2 separate regions of the Homo sapiens genome follow, and region 2 is linked to region 1. Evidence: chromatin loops called from intact Hi-C (ENCODE). Cell type or tissue: mammary epithelial cell. All regions are shown on one strand. Links, peaks and the distances in the headings refer to the core of each region. The heading gives the core; the rest is flanking DNA.

The links. A loop is a pair of places that touch in the nucleus more often than their neighbours do. Peaks named below come from ENCODE experiments on the same cell type or tissue, not always from the same donor. Only the 100,000 strongest peaks of a DNase experiment are listed, where the experiment ranks them.
Region 2: a loop joins it to region 1, with 3 times the contacts of the local background. A loop is called at or near these places in 1 of 110 quality-filtered maps.

Annotation. Positions count from the first base shown.
Region 1 is chr2:224,279,758-224,288,099 of GRCh38, reverse strand. No RefSeq gene overlaps it. Among named protein-coding and RNA genes, the nearest start is that of FAM124B, 120 kb to the left of the region's middle. In mammary epithelial cell, for the core only: CTCF peaks have their summits at 1,033 and 3,790 (motif pointing right); no DNase peak of the experiment used is centred there.
Region 2 is chr2:224,098,285-224,106,626 of GRCh38, reverse strand. No RefSeq gene overlaps it. Among named protein-coding and RNA genes, the nearest start is that of SERPINE2, 63 kb to the right of the region's middle. In mammary epithelial cell, for the core only: no CTCF peak of the experiment used is centred there; DNase peaks (open chromatin) are centred at 1,766 and 4,236; H3K27ac peaks cover 2,470 bases.

The sequences.
Region 1 (8,342 bases), core at 103-8,102:
CCTCACCATCCATTTACATTCCAAGTGGCACAAAACAGGAGAAAAGACTTACTGCAGCTGCCTTTTAATGACATTTCTCGGGAGCTTATACATAATACTTTCAGTTATATCCCATTGGCTAGAATTTAGTCAGTTTCTGTCTAACTGTAAGGATGGCTGGGATATGTAATGTTTATTCTGGGCAGCCACATGCCCAGCTAAAATTCAGAATTTAATTACCTAAAAATTAAAGAGACAATGGATATTAGGGGAAAATTAGCAAGTTCAGCTATGGGTTCTCAGCAGTGGAATTCCTGAGCCAAGCTATAATTTTGCTGTTTGAAGCCCTTGTTATATATGAGGACACACTGGTGCCAGAACGTCTCTACTGCTTAATCCTCCTTAAGCTGTGCATGAGAGAGTCTGCACACTTGTCACGTCCTTGCCAACACCCAATACTATCATCCAAAATAAGTCTCTGCCAGTTTGATAGGAGGGAAAAATATCCTGTTTATATTTGCATTACTTTGACAATAAAAAGAGCTAAACTTTTCCATGTATTTGCTGGTCATTCATATTTCTTTTTGTGAATATCCTATGTCCTTTGTCTACCATTAAATTAATATTTAGCTAGCTATAGTATTATATGGTTTGAGTGTGTCAGGAGGAAATTTTTCTTTGCAGTAATTAGGATTTTATAAAATCCTACTTTTATAGGAAACCTTTTTATGGAATAAACAACTGTTGAAAAGTAACTAGCAAATTTTTATGTAGTTTTCTTATGACTGAGAAAACTCAGACTCAAATATGGCTTTGTCTGATGTCACAGGCAAACCAGGAAGACGGGAAAATAACATCAAGTACAATCAACTATGAGTTTTCTTAATTCTTTGGAAAGAGTTAAATCACTGACATTTTAGCCCTTTCAAAAACAGGCTCTTCTCTCAGTCGGGTTGATCATTTGATGGTTGTGGTTCAGTTCAGTGTATGAGAAAAGTCATCCTGTGGGTAGGGACAGGCACTTGAATTGCCTTCCCAGTGGTGACAAAAGGAAATGCCATCATCCAAATGAGACTGCAAAAATGCTAGTGATTATTGCTAGCTCCTGCATTCAGTTTCCCTGTCATCCAGATTATCCTAATGAAATTTTCAAGTTGAACCTGGTATAAACATACTTTTAAAATACACATTTTTATTGGATAGTCAAGCTGATTGCACTGTTTTCATAAACAGAGTTTGTTTATGCTTTACTTCGGGCGATCTGAGCATGCCCGCCTTTACTGCCTCAGCACAGGTAGCCTTGGCAGATGCTGTCCCCTTCCAAGTGGCAATAGCGAGGATGTGGAGCTCACCACCATATGTGGGTCATGTTGGTGGTTCTTATGCAGGATCCCTTGCAGAGTGGTTGAGGATAAAAATTCCCACCTATTTCCTGCAGCCTTGGACAGCAATCATCACTCCATACAAAAGTTGACATGTATGTTGAGTGTATATGTAATCTAAAAAAAGTTTCTGTAAGTGAGTAAATTATCTTAACAAGTGGACCTATAACACACAGTTCACCCTACTTGAGCTGGGTTTATGGATCCCTGCTCGCCCGCACCACCATGATACCATTTCATAAGGGAATCCTAAAATGCCCCCCGTTAGTAGCTGTTATCCATATCTGCAGATACTTTGTTAGTAATAGCTCCTTAATGGGTAGAAATGGTAGGGTAAGTCTTAGCTGTTGATTTGATAGTGAAATTAATCCTTGAGTTAGCTATTTTCAAAGAAATGAGGAAAAGCCCTTGTTTTTAAGGAATAACATTTCCTGTTTCAAATTTGCCTTTCAATTCTCCTTCCTGCTATTTGAGTGGATGATAAATCATTTATAATTAATGTCCTTAGGATTTTTCCATGTGGATAAATACTGGTGATTGGCAATTTGGGCCTCTGCATACATGCTCCTGTTAAAATGAGTAAGAGATAAAACTACTACTCAATTAAGTTTTCCTTGTCTAAAAAAACACAAACAAACAAACCAAACCACACACATGAGAAAACAACCACAAAAATCCAGAGACACATTCTGGGTAAAATTTGTTTTAATATTTCAACTTTTCAGAGGGGAACAAGTATTTGGTTATCCTACTAGTTCAGGTTTATATAACTTTAATATAACCTTATCTAGTCTATTGACTCTGAAAGTTGGAAAATTGAAGAACTTCTCTCTCTGTCACTTTTAAAGAGTGAAGCCATGTCCCAGTTGATCTATTGATCAGGATTTGCCAAACATGTAAGTCTCTGATTGCTACTGACTTTTCTTGCCATCCTGGCAAAATTGTTTAATTGTGCAGTTTCTTAGATGTGCCATTTTATAAGAGAGAGGTAACTGCAAACTTAAAAGAGTTGCATTGTATAAATGAATACAATTAAACAATGTTAAATGCACTGGCTTATTATTATTATTTTTTTATAGTCTCAGGATACCTCCAAGTAGTTCAAAGGTCTCTGGCCACTCATAACCAACAAATGTCCAAAAGTAGTGAAAGATACCTCAGATATCATTGTGGAGAGGCTGAAATATCCAGAAGGCTTTGCAAAGCTCACAGTCAATTTCAAGTAAGTAGACTGGTTTCTGTGTGAGAGGGTCTATGCCAAAATGGTCTAGGTTTACTTGAGTTTTACAGCATTAACATCCTTCCCTTAAGTAGGTCTTGTGTCTACTTACCTGGGAAGGAAGGAAGATTTTGAACAGTTTGATTCTTTTTGGATATTGTGTATGTTACATTTTTTATATCATATAGGAAAGGGACTAATATCACTGCAGATGTTTTAAAATATGATGGGAGTGGATATTAAAGGAAAAAACTGTGGGAACAACATCTTAACAACAGTGAGATGGAGGCTCGCAGGGAAAAAAAAAAGGATGAGTGTCACCACTGGGATTTTTAGGCAGCCAAGGGGCACCACAAAAGCATTTATTCCTGGAGAAGGAGGGTTAACCAAAGAGAAGGGACCCTGAAAAGAAAGCGTGCCATTTCCACAAACCAAATCATGTTGATGTTGTCCACAGGGTTTGGACTACTAAGACACGATGTGACACTGGAGCCCTTCAAGCACTGAACGAAAGTAGATTTAGATTTAGATTCCCCCTCATGCTGTTGAATAAGGAAGTTTATGTTGTTCTAATATCTAGACTAGAAATTTCCATGTTAATGGTGGAAGCTCTTTTTTCCAAAGTAGGAGAGTTCCTTGCAACTGAATTTGGCAAAATAAGATAACCTAAAATGACAGATAAGAAATGATGGTGTTTGTCTTTACCTTGAAGAATGGAAGAAAATATGCTTTGGGAGACAGGCATCCAAAGGCATTACACAGTTTTACTGTAGTGGTGCTCAGGTTAGAGCAAAGAAAGGAGGTGGTAATAGCCTCAGGATTAACCATATATAAAGCCAAATATCAATGAAGGATGAAGTGAAGCTCTGGAACTGACAGAAGACCTGCTGGCAGGAATCACAATCTTGCCTGAATGTCTCATAATAGCCATGCTTACCTTTCTTAGCTCTCAGATATTATAATAATTAAATTCTGATGATGATAAAATTTACCAGCAGGGGGTGCCATCTCCTCAAATTTCCTTTCTTGGACAATAAAGGTCATTCTTAAAGGTTTTAATGTCTTTGCAGACAAGCCAAGGCTAATTGTAAGTTCATCAAATAATTGAGGTCTCTCAGTCATGGCATTGTCTAGATTGGGTATTATCCAGATGAGATGGGAGCATAACTGTCATCTTCACCTACATTAGGCAACTGGCTTCTAAACATTCACCTTTGGCCACAAGGTGACAGGAGGAGACTGTGTGAATGGGTTAAACACCTTTTGTGAGGCTGAGGCAGGTGCATTACCTGAGGTCAGGAGTTCGAGACCAGTCTGGGCAACACAGTGAAACCCCATCTCTCCTAAAATACAAAAAAATTAGCCAGGAATGGTGGCAGGTGCCTGTAATCCCAGCTACTCGGGAGGCTGAGGCAGGGGAATTGCTTGAACTAGGGAGGTTGAGGTTGCAGTGAGCCAAGATCGCGCCACTGCACTCCAGCCTGGGCAACAGAGTGAGACTTCGTCTAAAACAACAACAACAACAATGAAACCACTTTTCATGGGAAACTGTCTCAACCTACACTGTCTGCCAATGCAAAGTCAAGGCATGTGTTGCCTTCAGGTCAACATCATTTAGATTTTTGTTTATAGATTTTAAATGCTATTGGGGAAGAAGGTCTGCAAACTTTCACTCACAAATCACGTTTTACATTTAGACTGCAGAATTAGGTTGAGGCATGTTATTACATATTTTAATATTAAGTTAACTTTTCCTCCGATAATTTTTTCAAGCTTTTCAGTTTGCTTCACGTTCCCGTTCATGTTCTTCAAGATCTCAGCTGTCCCCCGTAGGGATCTCCTGGGACACTAAGCCAGTTTGCTCCAGGCTAGTCCAGGCAGCAGTCCCTGCGTGAGCTGAGACTTGCAGGGAAGATTCCATTTGCTGTGGTCTTGAGGCTTGCGTGATGTGACTGCTCACACTAGGGGCATGGCTGCCATGACCCCATTTGCTCATGACCCTGCTGGCTGAGCAGATTCTCCTCCCCAAAGAGCTGTGGGTGGTCGGCTTCAACCCCCGCAGCAGGGGTGGAACAGGAGAGACCAGAACTCTTGGGGATTCCTGAACCCAAGCTCCCAAATTAGAGCCACTTGCCACTAGTCCTTGCCCTGCTAAGCTCTGGACCTGGAATCTAACTTGAGCTTGGTTTACCCTTCAAAGACCTCAAGGTTCAAAAGCAGTGGATTAGGGTTCAGAAGAGCCAGGCTATGCTTGCAGGAGTTAAACAAGATGCTGCCCAGGCCTCACTCATGCCAAAGCGCTTTGCTTTTCTAAATTCTACTAGGACTCTAAACGAAACCGTCTTGTCTTTTCTCCTCGTTTATTATTTTCCTCTAATACCATTTATGCTCTCTCCTTTTTCTTTCTGTTCTGCCAGCTTTTCCTTTGTTCTGGCTGGAATAAAATATTCCAGAGACCCTTGAGGTACTAAGGCAGCAATTCTCAGCCCTAGATAGGGATTGGACTGTGGGATGCTTTTTAAAAATACAGAGCTCTATACCACTCCTCCCACCACAGACCTACTGGATTAGACATCATTCCAGAAAGCTCACCAAGACATTCGAGGGCACAGCTGAGGTTAAGAATTACAGAAAGGTAGGGATAGATTCAAGAGAAATGTAGTCCCTGGAAAAGGAAGGCTTAAATATTAAGTAACCATAGTAAAGGAAAAAGTAATTCCGCCAAGGAAAAAAAAAAGCTGGTAACAGGATGAATTCAAGCTTTCCTCTCCACCGATAAAAACTGGCATAGATATATCTTTCTCTTTTATATTCTTACTCTTTGATGTTTTTCTTCCTTTTCCCCCTTTTCATTCTCCTCCTGGATGGAGTAAGGAAGGGAATCAATGTCAGGTTGAAGAAGACTGGGCTGGGTTGAGATGGGCTGGAGAACTCCGTTGAAATGGAAGGCTGAGCGTTTGCAGGCATAATGACAAATTCTGACATCCCAGCTTGGGCATTGGCAACCCAGGCTGGTAGCAGAGGGGAGATTTTCAGGGGCACAACATCTATTCCCAGGGCATGGGCAATACAGCGAAGTAAAAGTTCTCAGCAACTCTCATTTCTTCTGACATTCCAAAATCCTGAGCTTTTAAAACTCTACCTTTGCCCAATGTCCCCTCTCTCCAATACTACCTCTTCCTTCTTCTACTTCCCAAAGGACAACTCACTGGGATCTCATTACTGCCAAGACATAAGAATCTTGACCTGACAGTTGGTCATTAGTTGTCTTTGACGTCTAGGAGGTAAGATGTACCATGGTGTTGGCAGCATCGGTGTTCCCAAACTTTATTATCTTACTAGATGTGAATACATTAAACTAGCTTAAAAGGTGGATTACATACATTTTATTGGTTAAAGTAATCACAATATATGCTTATTAATAAATGTTTCATAGAGCTGGATATTTTAAGAGAAAATTCATAATAATCAGTAAATTCATAGAATCCTGGAAGCTACTCAGAGAATCCCCTGGCTATGCCTCTGTTTTTATAGATGATGCCAGAAAACGGAGAGTTTGGGTGATTTTGCCCAAAATCACAGACCCAGGAACTAACTGTGGTCTCTGGTTTTCAATTCAATAATATTTTTAATCAAAATCATCTTATCATAGGCATTGAATTATACCAAAGTTAATTCTCAATTAATTGCATTTTTTGTGGAACTTCACTATTTAAGTGGACACTGATTAACCATTATTATTCTCGATATTAAGCAGAATGACTTGTTGGAAAAGCACGCTACTTGGAGATGCCTTTTTTTTTTTTTTATACACAGAACTCGCCAATACCCAGTTTCATTTTCCTTCCTTCTCTTTTTGATCCATTTGTTCATCCATTTACCCATCCATCCATCAACCATCCACCCAACCCATCTATCTACATCTATCTATCTATCTATCTATCTATCTATCTATCTATCTATCTATCTATCTATCTATTTATCTATCCATCTATCTATCCATCTATCCATCCATTCACCCTAGACACCATGCTAGGCACTGGAGATACAACAGGAAGAAAAAAATGAACAAAGTCTCTGGCTTTCATGAAATTGATAGACATGTAAATGGACACAAATAAGATATCAACAAAAAGAATTAAAATTACAAGTACAACCTAAGGTAAACCTTCTAAGAAAAGAATGAATAAGATTCTATAAAAATCTAGGTAGGGCATGGCGGCTCACCCCTGTAATCCCAGCATTTTGGGAGGGCGAGGCAGGAGGATTGCTTGAGCCCAGGAGTTTGAGACCAGCCTGGGCAACATAGTGAGACCTCACCTCTACCAAAAAAAAAAAAAAATTAGCCAGGTGTGGTGGCGCATGCCTGTAGTCCCAGCTACTCAGGAGGCTGAGGCAGGAGGATCACTTGAGCCCAGGAGGTGGAGGCTGCAGTGATCCATGATTGTGCCACTGCACTCCTGCCTGGATGATAGAGTGAGACCGTGTCTCAAAAAATATATATATATATTATAAATTTTGAACAAAGGAAAGAAATTATCCTAGCTTGAAGGCAGGATAGTAGACTTCCTCAAGGATGTGACCCTTGACCCGCCTTCTAATGTATGGGATCTATATAAAGGTGAAGGGAGGTAGGCAGAGATTATTACAGAGAGAGCAGCGAGGACAAAAGCCCTGTAATTCAAAGAACTGAATGGAAGCCAGTGGCTGGAGAGCAGAGAGCAAGAGGCAGCGTTTCCGTTGGAGGCAGGACTCTGCCGAACCTTGCTGAATATGAGATGGGAAGTGGCTGGCTGATTTTAAGCGGGGAGGTTAGGGGTGTCATAATTATATTTTCATTTTAAAAAGACAATTGGTCTGGGCACAGTGGCTCACTTTGGGAGGCCAAGGAGGAAGGAGGGTGGATCACTTGAGGTCAGGAGGTCAAGACCAGCCTAGCCAACATGGTGAAATCCCATCTCTACTAAAAATACAAAAAATTAGCCAGGCATGGTGGCAGGCTCCTGTAATCCCAGCTATTTAAAAGGCTGAGGCAGGAGAATTGCTTGAACCCAGGAGGTGTAGGTTGCAGTGAGCTGAGATTGCGCCACTGCACTCCAGCCTGGGTGACAGAGCAAGACTCTGTCAAAAAAAAAAAAAAGGAAAAAGAAAAGAAAAGATGATTGGCTGTTGGGCTGAGATGGACTGGAGAGGAGTTGGTATGGAGAAAGACAAATGAAGGGACAGACTTTCATAGAAATTATGGTGACTTGGACTAGGATACTGCTCTGGAGATGGCAAGAGATTTTAGAAAGATTTAGGGGATAAATATCAGTGATGAATTGGACATACAGTATGAGAAATAAGTAGATGTCAAGAATAATTCCCGAAATTTTGGCTTATATAACTAGAATGAATTTGTCCAAATTTTGACAAAAAGTACAATTCAATTACATTTAATCAATCTTTACTTTTCCTAAGCACTACAGGGGTTACAAAGATGAGTGAGACATGACCCAAGTCTAGTAGGGTCACCATACCCTCAAAAACAGGGCAACATTCAGAACACCATAGTAAGTAGTCCCTTTACATGGACACATTCTAGAAATGAAGCAGCTAATAGAAAAATTCCTATTTTAGAGTTATAAATCAAAAGTGGGTAGAGACAGAGTTGTTTAAGCTTTAGGATATATATAAGACACTTGCATTTGTAATCAAATTCCTACACTGGATGAGCAAATGTTCCAAGCAAAATCAGACTAAATATAAATGCCTAAAGCAAA
Region 2 (8,342 bases), core at 133-8,132, 180 kb after region 1:
GTGGCACAAGTTGCTCTGCCATTTGGGTCATATGATTCAGCAGATTCAGTGGTACCTGAATGTCAGTGACAGACAGGGATGCCGTTTGGAGCCTTTTGTAGGTCCCTATGGGTAGCACAGGCCCTTAGAATTTTAGAAGCATCCTCTGTGGATAACTATTCCCCTTTCGAGAAACAGCTCTTGGCCTGCTACTGAGCCTTAGTAGATATTGAATGCTTAACTGTGGGCCACCAAGTTATCATTTGGCCTGACTGCCCTTCATGAACTGGGTATGGTATCATCTGACCCACCAAGCCCTAAAGTTGGGCTTGCACAGCAATACCCCATCATCAAATGGAATGGTATATATGTGATCACACCTGTACAGGCCCTGAAGGCACAAGTAAGTTACATGAAGATGTGGACTCCACTCATGCTACACTGCCTTCTTTATCCCAGCCTGCGCCTATGGCCTCATGGGGAGTTCCTTACCATCATTTGAAAGAGGAAGGAAAATGGGCCTGATTTATGGATGGTTCTGCGGGCGTCACATGAAAGCAAATAGCTGAAGCACTGCAGCCCCTCCCTGAGACATCCCTGTAGAACAGTGGGGAAGGGAAATCTTCCCAGCAGGGAGAACTTGGAGTAGTGTGCCTGGTTGTTCACTGTGCTTGGAAAGAGAAATGGCCAGATATGTGATTATATACCAATTCATGAACAGTGGCCTTTGGTTTGGCTAGATTGCCCAACAACTTAGAATGAATGTGATTGGAAAATTGGTGGCAAGGAAATTTGGGGAAGAGGTATGTGAATAGATCTCTCTGAATTGTTTTTAAAAACTGAAGATATTTGTGTTCCTTGTGAATGCCTACCAAAGGATGAACTCAGTAGAAGAAGGTTTCAATAATCAAGTAGAAAGGATGACCTGTTCTGTGGATACTTGTCTTCCTCTGTCTCCAGCCACTCCTGCTATTGGTCAATGGGCTCATGAACAAAGTGGACATGGACGTAGGGATGGAGAATATGCATGGCTCCAGTATGTGGATTTTCACTCTCCAAGGCCAACCTGGCTATGGCCACTTCTGAGTGCCCAACTGCTAGCTGCAGAGGCCAACACTGAGCCCTCAATAAGGCACCATTCCTCACGGTGGTCAGCCAATCCCCTGGTGGCAAGTTGATTATATTGGGCCACTTCCATCATGGGAAGGATAGTTTCATTCTTACTGGAACAGACATTTAGTCTGATATGGATTTGCCTTTCCTGCATGCAGTACTTCTGCCAAACCACTGTCTGTGGACTTACAGAATGCCTTGTCCACTGTCATGGTATTCTGCACAGCATTACTTCTGATAAAGGAACTCACTTCACAAGAAATAAAATGTGGCAATGGCTCATGCCCATGGGATTCAGGATTCACTGGTCTTACAATGGTCATGATCATCCTAAAGCAGCTGGCTTGATGAAATGGTAGAATAGCCTATTGAAGACTCAGTTACACACCAAATATGCGGCCAGAACTTGTAGAGCTGGGGAAAAGTTCTCTAGAAGGTGTTAAATGCTCTGAATCCAGGTCCAAAACATGGTGCTGTTTCTTCCATAGCCAAGATTCTCAGGTCCAGGAATCAAGGGGTGGAAATGAGAGAGGCACCATTCACTATTACCCCTAAGTGACCCACTAGCAAAATCTTTGCTTCCTATTCCCATGACTTTGTTTTGCTGGCCTAGAGGTTTTGATTCCAGAGAGAGGAATGCTTTGACCAGGAGACACAACAATGATTCCATTGATCTGGAAGTGAAGACTGCTGCCCACTTTGGGCTCCTCATGCCTCTGAGTCAACAGGCAAAGAAGGGAGTTACTGTGTTGGCTGGAATGATTGATCCTGGCTTTCAAGGTAAGGAAGAAGAGAAAGTTTGAAATATAGGGGATCTCTTATGGAGTGTCTTAGTTTTGCCAACCCCTGTGATTAAGGTCAGTGGAAAACTACAACAACCCAATCCAGGCAGGACTACTAATGATCCAGACCCTTCAAGAATAAAGGTTTGGGTCACTGCACCAATAAAGACCTGTGATATCCTGAGGTGCTTGCTGAAGGCAAAGGGAATAATACAATGAGTAGTGGAACAAGGCAGTTATAAATACCATCTGTGACCACATGACCAGTTACAGAAAAGAAGACTATAATTGTTATGAAAATTTCTTCCTTATTTTGTTAGGAATATGTGTGTATATCTGTGTGTTTATGCATGTGTGTATTAAGCAGACAACTTTTTCTTCCCTCTCTTATTCCCTTATCATGTAATAGAAGACGTACTGACTTCATATCATAGTACTTAATTACTGTTAATTCTACATTGTATTTATCACATATTTAAGTTATTAGATATCAAGGAGAACAGTAATCATCACTCAAGGACTTTGCATCCTCTGATGGAAAACTGGTTAGTGCATTTTTATTCGTACACAGGATTGTTGTATCATGTTAGATGGAATTACAACCTTGTTATTTATGTTCTTTATTTGGAGAATAAGTATGATTTAAAGAGATGCATATGAGTGCCAAGTTGGCAATGGGTTGATTTGTGATAGTTTATTTTATGTGTCAAATTGACTGGGTCACAGGGTGCGTGGATATTTGGTTAAACATTATTCTGTGTGTGTCTGTGAGGTTGGTTTTGGATGAGATTAACGTGTAAATTAATAGACTAAGTAAAGTAGATGGCCTTCCTCAACATGGGTGGGCCTCATCCTCAGCTGATGGCCTGGATAAAACACACAAGGCAGGGCAAGGGGGAGCTGCTGCCCAACTGCCTTTATGCTGAGGCATCAGTTTTTCCTGCCTCCGAACTCAAACCAAAACTTCAATTCTTCCTGGGTCTCAAGCCTGCCGGTGTTTGGGCTGAAACTCCAACACTGGCTCTCAATTTGCCGTCTGTGGATCTTGGGACTTGTCAGCCTCCATAATCACATGGACAATTACTTTTACTCTCTCTTTCTTTGGACAACCACAATATACACATTTACCTTTATAATTTTAAAAATAAACTGCAGAAGAGTTTGGTCAACTTCCAAAACAAAATCCCACGGAAATGTTTCTTTACTTGTAAGTTATATAAACATCTTATTGAAGTATAGCATACATGCAGAGAAATACACAAATCACAAGTGTACACTTGAATTCTCACAAAATTAATACCTCCCCAACTAGTTCCCTAATCAAGAACCCCTTCTGCCCTTTCCAGTGTTTACCTCCCAAGGGTACCCACCATCCTAACTAAAACCTAGATTGGTTTTGCCTGATTTTGAACTTTATGTAAATGGAGGTATACAGTATGTACTCTTTTGTGTCTGGCTCATTTTACAGCACATTATGTCTATGAAATTCATCTATGTTGTAATGTGCAGTTGCTGTACAGTATTCCACTGTATGAATCCACGATTTGTTTACATATCCTGCTGGATTATTTTCAGTTTTCAGCTGTAATGAACTGTGTGGCATGATTATTCTTGAACAGTGGCCTTGGGGAATATATTAGATATAGATATATGGCTTGTGAAGATGCCATTGGAACTTCTAGGAAGGGTGATTATAAAAATGTTTCTGGGAATAATGGGTGGTAAAATATAAATTAATTTCATGGGAATTTTAATAGGAATTTGCATTAACTCTATATATAACTTTGGCAAAAACTGAAGATTTATCATCTGTGATTCAGGAACATGACAGTTGTCTCCATTTATTCAAATTCAAGTTTTTGTTCAATAATGCTTCTCGCACACTCACCTAATTTGATGTACATTGGCCCCAAAGTGGAAAGAAGGAGATGGAAAGGAAATAAGAGGAAGGAAACTCTGACATCTCTTTCACCTGTCAGTGTTGCGCCATGTTGCCAAAACATTGTTCTGGGCCATATTTGCTCATCGGTTCTGAGAGTAAATATGATGCTTTTGGTTTCCTCACTTGCATGGGTATTAATTTAGTCCAGTCATTAGCTTTCACAAGACACCTTTTGCCTTCATTTTTAGTTATCTATTGCTCATTTAACTTTATGTGCCTGACCTTTAAAGTGTACACTCACGGGAAAGCTCCCTGGGGAACCATTTGGGTTGTTTTAGAGACTTCCTTTTCTGCCTCAAGCACTTTGAGAAACGCCCTTCCCTCTTGAGTCATACTCCTGTTTAAAATCTTTTCTTCACATTTAAAAAACATCTGTTTCAGTACAATCTTGTACACATGTCTTAAGACATCTAGAATTCTTTCCATGTCTAGGATTGCTATGAAATGGTCATCAAGGCATGCCAGGAATTGACTAGACATCCTGCTTTAGACAAAGCTTCTAGCTGATAGTGAAGTGCTGAGGCATCCTGTTGCTATTGCATCATACTTCTGAGTTGAGCTGGTTCAATAATTCTTCATTGGAAAAGCATCTGCTAGACCGTCTGCCAATGACAGGGCCTTGGTGTAAACCATGGGCATGTTTTGTGACACTGAGCTCCTTCCAGCACTTTCCAGGTGGGGATAACTCCCTTGTCACTTGGTCAGTACTGCAACTCTTGTGCTCTCCTTGAACCTCTGTGCTCCTGGACCTGTGCAACAGGAACCCCTGAGGCCCTCTGTGGACCACAGGGAGTGCCTATCCTCCCCAGTAAACCAGATTATAGTCCTTACTCATCTTTTTGGCCCGTCTGCTCCATTAAGCTTCCCACCTCCAGACATTTCCAGGTGAGAGGCAGACAACACTCTTGTTGCTTGCTAATGACCCCAGACACATTTTAAGCTCTTATAGTTACTCCCTTGCCACCCTCCACTCCACTCAGCTATCTACACAGTGCAAACCTGCTCATTCTGAAGCTTAGTCAATTATCTCTCCAGGGAGTTGATGGACAGCCTCCTCTCAACTAAATCCCCAAACCCTAGGAATAATCCTGTTGAAGATCCAGGGTCACATGGCTAGGCAGGATGATGGTGGAGATGGAGAAAGTAACCACCCACCATTACATGGAGCCAGTGATCCCTGATTCCCTATCGCTCTTTCCATTTCCCCTTTCCTTCCCAGAAACCCCATCCCTATGCCCTGTCTGCTGAGGATAACAGGGCCAGATCTGCAGCCATTTAGTCAGACCCAAGACAGGGGCTTGGCCTTGACTTTTTAGAGCTAATTTTAGAATTTAGGGGTATATAACAATTTATTTGTCCTCAGTTTTGGTCCTAAGTCAACTATCTAAAAATAATATTATAAGTCTTAAGATACAAAAGGAAACTTATAATACAATAATGTCAGATAGTTATAAATGTCATAAACACAGTGAAATAGGGGCCAGGCACAGTGGCTCACACCTGTAATCCCAGCACTTTGGAGGATGAGGTGGGAGGATCACTTGAGGCCAGGAGTTTGAGACCAGCCTGGCCAACATGGCTAAACCCCATCACTACTAAAAATACAGAAATTAGCCAGGCGTCGTGGCATGCACCTGTAATCCCAATTACTCAGGAGCTTGAGGCATGAGAATCACTTGAACCTGGGAAGCAGAAGTTGCAGCGAGCTGAGATCATGCCACTGTACTCCAGCCTGGGCGACAGACCGAGACTCTGTCTCTAAAAGAAAAAAAAAGAAGAAAAGAAAGGAAATGAAATAGGACAATGGGATTGACCATGGAGGGGAAGGTCCAAGACAGCCTCTTTGAGGAGGAAGCATCTGAGCACCCACCAGAATGACAAAAGTCTCTGAGCCCTTTGGAGATCTGGAGGAAGGGCATTTCAGGCAAAGGGAACAACAACAGCATGTGCAAAGACTCTGAGGTGGGAGTAAGCATGAAAATTTTGAGAAACAGAGAGAAAACCAATGTTCCATGCAATATGCATTTTGCTTGGGGATGGGCATGATTTCACCCCCATCCTCAAATTGCTACCTAAAGGACACCTTTCATTGATAACATTGAGGACATTGCAGAGCCTGTCCTCACATTGGAGGGAGGGACAGGTGATGGTCACTGAAGCCGTTCTTAGAAAGAACCATCCACAAGCAAGTTTCACATAACCACGTAATTCAACCTTGGACCCTTAGACATCGCTAACATAAAAATCATTCTTGTCTACTTTTATGTGATATATATACACTGGAAACACAACACTGGATTAATTATTCTCTGCAGATGTCTGAACATCCTTTAAAAGGAAATAGCTAATTAACTTCTTCATAAAGGTCCTTGGCACCCAGGAAGCAGCAGTTACAATTCTGAGTAATATAATCAAGAAGGCTTTATACAATCAGTTGAACCAAACAAAGAAAGACATTTCTTGGTATGCATATTAGCAGCAGTACAGGAAAATAAGCTGTTGAACATGTCATTGGAACTTCTAGGAAGGGTAACTATAAAAATGTTTCTGGGAATGATGGGTGGTAAAATATAAATTAATTTCATTATTCTCATACTTGGCTAAGATTATAAAATGCCATTGATATTTCTTTAAAAAGTAAAACTTTCATTTTCAAAACATCTTTATTTTTTTAGAAGCCATTCCAACTTATCTCTCCAGTGCAGAATTATGATAGAACTCTCTCATTCCTCTGCTGTTAGGAGAGCCTGGAGCACTGGCCACACTTGGTTCTCTTCTGGGGAATGCACTTCCACACTCGAGGCCAATGCTGAAATAGGCATGCAAGGGGTGTGAAGTGACCTGGAAGGGCAGTGGAGGCTCTCCACAGCCTGTCACTGAAACCCTGGAGCGGTACTTAGAGAATCAGTGTCTTACAAATCTTCCCTGAACTCCTCCACTGTTTTCTGCTTCACACCTGTGAGCTTTTTCTCTATAAGGGCTCAGAGTCCATTGACCGTGATTGGAGACTGAAGCCATGGCTAAGCTGTTTTGTGGCAGTCTTCCCACACTACCAGACACGAACTGACAAAAACAGAACAAAGCCAAGGCCCTTGTCTTTTCTCCTTCCATCAAAAAACAAGTCTCTATGCATCTCAGTTCACTCAAATCGACTTCTACTCCAGTCTCTGAACTTTGTGCTCTGTATGAAGAGCCAAGTGTGCTGGGTGCAGTGGCTCACGCCTGTAATCCCAGCACTTTGGGAGGCCGAGGCGGGTGGATCATGAGGTCAGGAGATCGAGACCATCCTGGCTAACAAGGTGAAACCCCGTCTCTACTAAAAATACAAAAAATTAGCCGGGCGCGGTGGCGGGCGCCTGTAGTCCCAGCTACTCGGGAGGCTGAGGCAGGAGAATGGCGTGAACCCGGGAAGCGGAGCTTGCAGTGAGCCGAGATTGCGCCACTGCAGTCCGCAGTCCGGCCTGGGCGACAGAGCGAGATTCTGTCTCAAAAAAAAATAAAAATAAAAATAAAAAAAAAATAAAAGGTGCAGCTCACTGTCAGCGCTCATTTAATTTTACATAAACACACTATTTGAGGCTGAAGCAAATATAACTGATTTTCAATGTGAAAATAAAATATAAAAACTGTTCTTGGAATTATTTCTAAACAGAACTAACATGGGAATCGTCTGAATCATCAGAATAATCTATTTCGGAAAAATCAGATTCATCCAGTGAATCTTTGGCCAACAACTGTTCGGGAACGATGTTAACATCACTCGTAGGAATGCTATGTTTTCTAGGATTTGACATTTTCAGTGACCGAGAATTACTATATTTTGTCAATGGGAAATACCACTACTAAAAACAAAATGCTATAAATAGAATGATGCTTTTTTTCCCAAAATTGATATACGAAAGCAATGTGAAAATAATAATGAAAGCGATGTATTTCGTGACAAAGTTATCTCCAAATAAATGCTGCAGCCGCAAGTGCCGCCGGCGACTGTCCTTGGGGAAACAAGAAAAGAGTTAAAAGCAGAGCGTTTTCTCCAGTTCATTGCAGAAAAGGAAGTCAGAGATTCAGAACTGGGGAAGAATTGGATACGCTCTTGCTAGCTTGAAGATGGAGAAGGCCATTTGGCAAAGAATGCAGGCAGCTTGTAGGAGCTGAGTGCAGCCCCTGGCTGAAAGCCCACAAGGAAATGGGACTTGAATCCTACAACTCTAAGGAACTGAATCCTGCCAATAACCCAAATGAACTTGGTAGTCGATTCTTTTCCTGAAGCCCACAGACAAGAACTCAACTTGACTGACACCTTGACTTTGGCCTTTGTGATCCTGAGCAGAAAACCTAGCTACTTCATGCATAGACTTTTGACCTGCAGAACTGTGACCTGATAAATGGGTATTGGTTGAAGCCACTAAGTTTGTGGTAATTTATTACATATCAATTGAAAACTAATACACAGGTAATGGTTCTTTGGTTAACCAAAGTCAAAGTTTTGAAATAGCAGTGGATGTCCTCAGCCTCAGAGTCCTACT